2 separate regions of the Homo sapiens genome follow, and region 1 is linked to region 2. Evidence: read pairs that join two places in POLR2A ChIA-PET (ENCODE). Cell type or tissue: PC-9. All regions are shown on one strand.

Region 1 (4,000 bases), 1.3 Mb after region 2:
ACTCCAGCCAGGGTAACAGAGCAGGAGCCCCTCTTAAAAAAAAAAAAAGAAAAGAAAAGAAAAATCTCATTATGGTTTTAATGTAACATTTTCCTAATTACTGATGAGGTCATGCATTTTTTCATATTTAGGTTTTTTGTTTCTTCTGTGAAGTACGTATTCATCTTTTGTTTAATTTCTAGTGGATTTTTTCTTAGTTATTTTAGGATATCATTATATATCATGGATACTATTATATATGTGGCACACACCTTCTACTTGATGGTATATCTTCACTCTCTTGATACTGTCTCTCAGTGAATAGCAGAGGCTCCTAATTTTAAAGCAGTTACATTTATCAGTCTTTTTTTAATATGCTTTGCACTTTTTATGTCTTTTTTGTTTTTTTGTTTTTTTGTTTTTGAGACGGAGTTTCGCTCTGTCACCCAGGCTGGGGTGCAGTGGCACGATCTCGGCTCACTGCAAGCTTCGCCTCCCGGGTTCACGCCATTCTCCTGCCTCAGCCTCCCGAGTAGCTGGGACTACAGGTGCCTGCCATCACGCCTGGCTAATTTTTTTTGTATTTTTAGTAGAGACGGGGTTTCACCGTGTTATCCAGGATGGTCTCGATCTCCTGACCTCGTGATCCACCCATCTTGGCTTCCCAAAGTGCTGGAATTACAGGTGTGAGCCCCCACGTCCGGCCTTTTTTGTGTCTTCTTTAAGAAATTCTTCTCTACCTGGGGTCATAAACATATTTTTCTCTGTTGTCTTCACATGTTTAAAGTAATCTTTAAGCCACCAGCAGTCATGTGTTACGAGGTAGGGATCCAGTTTCATGGTTTTTCGTATGTATAATCACTTGCTGCCTCACCTCTCCTTTCTTTGCTGATCTGCATCGTGGACAGAGTCTCCGTGTCTAAACACACACTTTGTTCTTCAGAAGTGGTTATTCTGGTTCACTTAACAATTGCCATTTGAAAAGCAATTATTTTTATTTTATTTTCATATTTTTAAATTTTATTTTTAATGATAGGACACCAAATGATAACCAGAACCCCAAAATACATAGGTGAAAATCTGAGCTAAATTAATAGAAACACAGGCATGACAGAGAAGACTTTATCACTTAACTCTCTTAGGCCATTCATTAATTACACAGTAAGTAGGGGGAAAAGGTACATATCTTAATATACAGCACCTCCATGGCCAGGTGCGGTGGCTCACACCTGTAATCCCAGCACTTTGGGAGGCTGAGGTGGGCGGATCATGAGGTCAGGAGATTGAGACCATCCTGGTGAACATGGTGAAGCCCCGTCTCTACTAAAAAATACAAAAAAATTAGCTGGGCGTGGTGGCGGGTGCCTGTAGTCCTAGCTACTGGGGAGGCTGAGGCAGGAGAATGGTGTGAACCCGGGGGGCGGAGCTTGCAGTGAGCGGACATCGTGCCACTGCAGTTCAGCCTGGGTGACAGAGTGAGACTCCGTCTCAAAAAAAAAAAAATAACAGCACTTCCATTAGCCCATAGTATAGCTGTTTTAATCCCCTTTTCAGGATACATAACAGCTGTGTGCTAGGATATTATCGTCATAACTATTCCAATGTGTGATGACTATGAGGTATATTATTTTCTCAGAGTTGGGCAATACATAACATTTGAATAAGCCAGACTAACATCTTTCTAGGCTATAGTTCTAATGTAGAGCAATAAAAATAGAACCAAACAAAATATACAAACATGTGGAACCTAAAACACACAGAATTCTTGGATCAAAGAAAAATTGCAAACAAAAATTACAGTATATCTAGGAATTAATGATAATAAGCTGTGTGTCAGAACCTATGTAATACTGCTTTTTGGTGCTCCGGGAAATTTGTAGCCTTAAACACATTATTAAACAAGAATGACAAGGAATGCATTAAACATTAAACTAATAGTTTAGAAAAGGGAACAAAATAAATCTCAGGAATAAATAATAATGTAAGGAGTCAGTAAAGCTAAAGGCAGAAAATAATGAATTTGAAAACAGTAGAAATGGTAAATCCAAAACTTTGGTGGGTGTCCCCCCCCCTCCCACCGACAAGGAAGTGAGAAGAGAGGCAATGAAATAGATAAGCTACTAAGTGCTGCCAGGGGGAAGGGAGAGAAAACACAGAAAAATGAGGGGGAAATACCAGATACTGAAGAATTTAAATTATTATAAAGGAACCTTTTCTGCAACTCTGAAAAATGTTAGAATATCCAAAGAAATTGATAATTTTCTAGGAAAACATGACTTACCAAAATTAACTCTAGAAAAGAATCGATACACATCAGTAACAACAGAAGTTGAGAAAGTAGTTAACATATTGCCAAACCTGGAATTCATGATTGAATTCTTTGAGATCTACTGTGAGTACATACTCTGCCTCTGTTCAGCTGTTCCAGAACTTAAGAAGAGGAACTTCCAAATTCTTTTCTCAAATTCAGAAACAATGCTATTGAAATATATTGGAAACAGGAACGAAAACTACAGTTCAGTTTCACTTATAATATCCATTCTAAAATTGGGAATTAAAAATACTAGCATATAGGACTAAATACTGGTACATTTATCTTTGTTTCCCCAAAGATTCACTAAATGATGGTAACGGAATTAAAAAGGAGGGGAAAAGAGTCCAGGAATTGAGTACTGAGGCATTCTCAGGAAGAGCACCAAGAGAGGGAGGAGATACCCAGCGGTCACAGTGGAAGTCGTCTTTGAGACTTAGAGCGTTTGAGGAAGGGGTCGTCTTTAAAATAGGTTACCTACCTAGCACTTGGGAGACCAGACCAGCCTGTGGCAACCAGTGACATCAGTTCCTTTGAGTCTTTCCAGAGATACTCTGTATATTAAGAAGCAAATTTTTTTTTCCTTTTTTACACAAATGCATTTTCTTGAAAATTCCTTCTCATGAACTTTGCCAGCCTCTCTGTCTTGGTTTGTCTGAGAGGGCCTTTGATGCACTCTTCCATTTAGGTGCTGTGGTAGTTGAGGCAAAGGGACAGTTTCTGTAGAGTGATGAGGGAGTGACTTAGGTGGCCTGGTCTTCTGTCCCTTATCTGTGTATCTGGAGAAGGGAGCCTGAACACCTTCATTGTGATGGTTTAGATCAGTTTTATGTCTGTAACCCCCGTGTTCTCTTTTACATACTCATTTTACTTTCGTATCGGTTGGTAAAATTGTCTTTTTTTTTTTTTTTTTTTACTAGAGACTAAAATTCTCTCTCTCTTTTTTTTCTACTTGTCAAAAGGTAAAATTTTATTTTTCCAGTGGTAATACTTGACAACCCCCAGGTCTTGGCTATTGGGACATGTTTCTTTACTTCTCTGATACCGTAGATTTAGTGTCCTTGATATCCCCATTGCCAGGATTCCAAATCTTTGCCTTCAAAGGTATTTATTCTCCTCTTGTGTGCCAGTTCCATAGAGGATGTATAGATGTGAAAATGTGTGGAGGATATAGATTGATCAGTAAGGAGAGAATTCTTTCAATTTATACGTTTCCATGTAATTTGATTTCTTTTTTCCAACTAACATCTATTTAAGATTGAAAAGGGAATGTGGAGAAATAAGTTGTATTAAGATAGTAGAAATAGGCTGGGCGCGGTGGCTCACGCCTGTAATCCCAGCACTTTGGGAGGCCGAGGCGGGCGGATCACGAGGTCAGGAGATCGAGACCATCCTGGCTAACATGGTGAAACCCCGTCTCTACTAAAAATACAAAAATTAGCTGGACATGATGGCGGGCACCTGTAGTCCCAGCTACTAAGGAGGCTGAGGCAGGAGAATGGTGTGAACCTGGGAGGCGGAGCTTTCAGTGAGCCAAGATGGCGCCACTATACTCCAGCCTGGGCGACAGAGCGAGACTCCATTTCAAAAAAAAAAAGTAGAAATAAGGTGAGTTTCTCTTATTTAAATGGCCTTTTACAATTACAAAACTTTAAAATTTTTCTGGTATAGTCCTTATAGGGACTTTCCTTAAAGTTCACATTTGCCTTT
Region 2 (4,000 bases):
GGTACACACTAAAGTTGAAGAGGCACTGGTCTTTACTAGCTTTCTTTGATTGTTTCACCGCCTCTTAAAACTTAATCCAGCTGGGTGCGGTGGCGCACGCCGGTAATCCCAACACTTTGGGAGGCTGAGGTGGGCAGATTGCTTTATCTCAGGAGTTCCAGACCAGCCTGGGCAAAACAGACCTCATCTCTATTAAAATTTTTTGAAAAGATCAACGAGGAGTGGTGACCTGTGCCTGTAGTCCCAGCTACTTGGAAAGCTGAGGTGGGAGGATCATTTGAGCTGGGGAGACAGAGGTTGTAGTGAACCGAGATCAAGCCACTGCACTCCAGCCTAGGCAACAGAGGAAGAGCCTGTCTCCAAAAAAATAAAAACCTTGATCCAGTTTTGGGAGGCTGAGGTGGGAGGATCACTTAAGACCAGGAATTTGAGACCAGCCTGGGCAACATTGTGAGACCCTGTCTTTACAAAAAATTTAAAAACTAGCCAGGCATGGTGGTACACATCTGTAGTCCTGCTACTTGGGAGGCTGAGGCGATAGGATGGCTTAAGCCCAGGAATTCAACGCTTCAGTGAGCTATGATCATACCACTGCACTCCACCCTGAGTAACAGAGCGAAACCCTGTCTCTAAAAACAAACAAAAAACTTGAATGCGCTCAAATTATTTCTTCTTGCTATCTGTTTTAAGTGTACAATTGAATGATTTTTAGTAATTTATTGAGTTGTACAATTATCACTGTAGTCTAGTTTTAGAACAGGAGAGATTGGTTTTAAAATTTAATTTTATATTTCAGTTATGCAGAACATTTACATGGTTGCAGCATATAGAACAAGGTTATATTCAGAGAGGTCTGTCTTCTAGTCCTGTCCTCCTTCCCCCTCCTAGCTCCCTTCCTCTAACTATAGATAATATTTTATTTGTTTTTGACTTATTCTTTTGTTGTTACACGAATAAGACAACATTTGAGCAGAGATGGGAAGGAATTGAGGGAACATACTGTGTATGGTATTTTACATCTTGTTTTTTCTGCTTAATGATCTATATTGGAGATCTTTCCATTTTAGTAAAAGAGAGCTTCACTCTTTCTTGTCATTGCTTTGTACTCCATGCTGTGGATGTACCATAATTTATTTGACGACATCACTCTTGATTGATTGATGATCCCTTTAAAAAATATGAATAATGGCCGGGCGCGGTGGCTCACGCCCATAATCCCAGCACTTTGGGAGGCTGAGGCAGGTGGATCACAAGGTCAGGAGATCAAGACCATCCTGGCTAACACGGTGAAACCCCGTCTCTACTAAATATATAAAAAAAAAAAATTAGCCAGGTGTAGTGGCAGGCACCTGTATTCCCAGCTACTTGGGAGGCTGAGGCAGGAGAATGGCGTGAACCCAGCGAGTGGAGCTTGCAGTGAGCCGAGATCGCGCCACTGCATTCCAGCCTGGGTGACAGGGCAAGACTCTGTCTCAAAAAAAAAAAAAAAAAAAAGAATAATGCTGCAGTGAATAACCTCACATGTATGATAAATTTCCAGAGGAGGATCATTTCCTCACATGTATGATAAATTTCCACATGTATGATAAATTTAACCTCACATGTATGATAAATTTCCAGTGGATACACTGGGTCAAAGCATAACTGCATATATATATATATATATATATTTTTTTTTTTTTTTTTTTTTTTTTTGAGGCAGAGTCTCACTCAGTCGCCCAGGCTAGAGTGCCGTGGCACAATCTTGGCTCACTGCAACCTCCGCCTCCCGGGTTCAAGCAGTCCTCCTGCCTCAGCCTCCCAAGTAGCTGGAATTACAGGTGCCTAGCACCATGCTCAGCTATTTTTTTTTTTTTTTAAGACAGGATCTCTCTCTGTCACCCAGGCTGGAGTGCAGCGGTGCGATCATGGCTTACTGTAGCTTCAGCCTCCTGGTCTCAAGCAACTCTTTGACCTCAGCCTCCTGAGTAGCTGGGACTACAGGCTCGAGCCACTGTGCTCGTTTAATTTTTGTGTTTTTTGTATAGACAGGGTTTCGCCATATTGCCCATGCTGGGTTCACTAGTGTGTTTTAGCATTTAGCATACTTAGGAATGTTGTGGTTTACAAGTAACAGGAAACCCATTCAAACTGTTTAAATTTTAAAGGGGTGTATTGGTGTATGTCACTGAAAATTCCACAGGTACAGTGGGCTTCAGGCATGGTTTGATTGGGATGCCAGCTCCGTTTTGCTGAGATTCCATTGGTTCTGCTTTCTACCGTGTTTCAGCCCGGTTTAGGTGGCAAAACAGTGGTGGAAATGTTAGGCTTCACATCACCGTACCACATAGACCAAAATGAGAGCTAATATCCAGGATGAGAATGAACAGCTCTTCTAATCAGGCTGTCATAAAAATAAGGAAGCTTATTTTATAGAAGCCTTTACCAAACCTCCTTCTTTGACTTGTTGTTCCAAATTGGATTAACCAGCCCATTCCTGCGGCCAAGGAAATACGCACTGGTTAACCCAGTCTTTACTAACCCATACCTTTAGCAAAGAGATTGGATTACCCAACAACTTGATTGCTCTGGAGACTACTTTGGAGTTGGGGTATGAGATAGTAGATAGGAGAATGATCTGTAAGTAGATATTGGATAAGCGAGTAAGAAATGCAAACTACACTGAGGTCTTGCACTGGTCTAGGTTTTGGGACCCAGATGTAATAGACATAGTTCTTTTCTCGAGACAAGCTCATAGGAGAACCGGTACAGCAGGGAATACAACACACTGGAATTGGCACATTGAGTGCACCTTTGACTGCATTGTACTGTTTCGTGGTTTAAACCTGTCTTTCCTTTGCCCTTGCTGTTTGACTACTATGATTGAGCTGCCACCTTTTCACACAATATTGGAATTTTTTGTTTGAATCTCTGTTTACCCTACTGGACTGTGAATCTTGAGGGAAGAAACCATATCTTATTGATCATATCAATAAGTGCCTGTACGTAGTAGGCACATTATGTTCATTTTTAAGTTGAACAAAATTGGAACTAATTTGTTGAAATTATAGTCCTCCAACAAGGACTCACTTGAATACATCAGATAATCTTTCTTTCTTTTTCTCTCTCTCTCTTTCTTTCTTTTTCTTTCTTTCTCTTGCTCTCTCACGCTCTCTCGCCCTCTCACACTCTCTCGCTCTGTTGCCCAGGCTGGAGTGCAGTGTGATCTCAGCTCACTGCAACCTCTGCCTCCTGGGCTCAAGCCAGCCTCCCACAGTCTCCCAAACAGTTGTGACTACAGGTGTGTATCACCATGCCCAGCTAATTTTTGTGTTTTTTTGTAGAGACAGGGTTTTGCCGTGTAGCCCAGGCTGGTCTTGAATTACTGGACTCAAGGTATCTGCCTGCCTCAGCCTCCCAAAGTGCTGGGATTACAGGCGTGAGCCACCTTGCCAGGCCCTTAGATAATCTTTCAAAATCCCTTTCACAAGCCAAAATTATCTGCTGGTGACTGGAACTCACAGACAGAGGCTTGCTAGCCCTTTTGCATTGATTGAGAGGCTTTTCAAAATTAATCATTGCTATGATTTCAATATCTGTTCCCACCAAAACTCATTTTAGGATTTAATTGACATGGGGCCTTTAAGGGCTGATGAGATCATGAAGGCTCTGCCCTTACGAATGGATTAATGCCATTATTGAGGGAGTGGGTTAGTTATTATGAGACTGGGTTTGACATAAAAACAAGTTGGCCAATTTCCTGTCTCTGTGTTGGGCACTTGCTTCTGCTTCTGCCATGGGATGACTTCCACCAGATACCAGCGCCATATTCTTGGAGTACCCAGCCATCAGAACCGTGAGCCAAATAAACTTGTTTATAAATTACTCAGTCTGGCCAGGTGCAGTGGCTCACGCCTGTAATCCCAGCACTTTGTGAGGCCGAGGCGGGCGGATCACCTGAGGTCAGGAGTTGGAGACCAGCCTGGCCAACATGGCGAAACCGTGTCTCTACCAAAAATAC

Evidence for each region. ChIA-PET counts read pairs that join two places held together with the same protein. Peaks named below come from ENCODE experiments on the same cell type or tissue, not always from the same donor. Only the 100,000 strongest peaks of a DNase experiment are listed, where the experiment ranks them.
Region 1: POLR2A ChIA-PET joins it to region 2 with 15 read pairs; 1 of 35 experiments calls an interaction of 5 or more read pairs at or near these places.

Annotation. Positions count from the first base shown.
Region 1 is chr14:103,440,901-103,444,900 of GRCh38, forward strand. The region is part of intron 3 of MARK3 (microtubule affinity regulating kinase 3); the gene reads left to right. Among named protein-coding and RNA genes, the nearest start is that of MARK3, 57 kb to the left of the region's middle. In PC-9, no CTCF peak of the experiment used is centred here; no DNase peak of the experiment used is centred here; H3K27ac peaks cover 516 bases.
Region 2 is chr14:102,159,474-102,163,473 of GRCh38, forward strand. The region is part of intron 1 of WDR20 (WD repeat domain 20); the gene reads left to right. Among named protein-coding and RNA genes, the nearest start is that of WDR20, 22 kb to the left of the region's middle. In PC-9, no CTCF peak of the experiment used is centred here; no DNase peak of the experiment used is centred here; H3K27ac peaks cover 1,046 bases.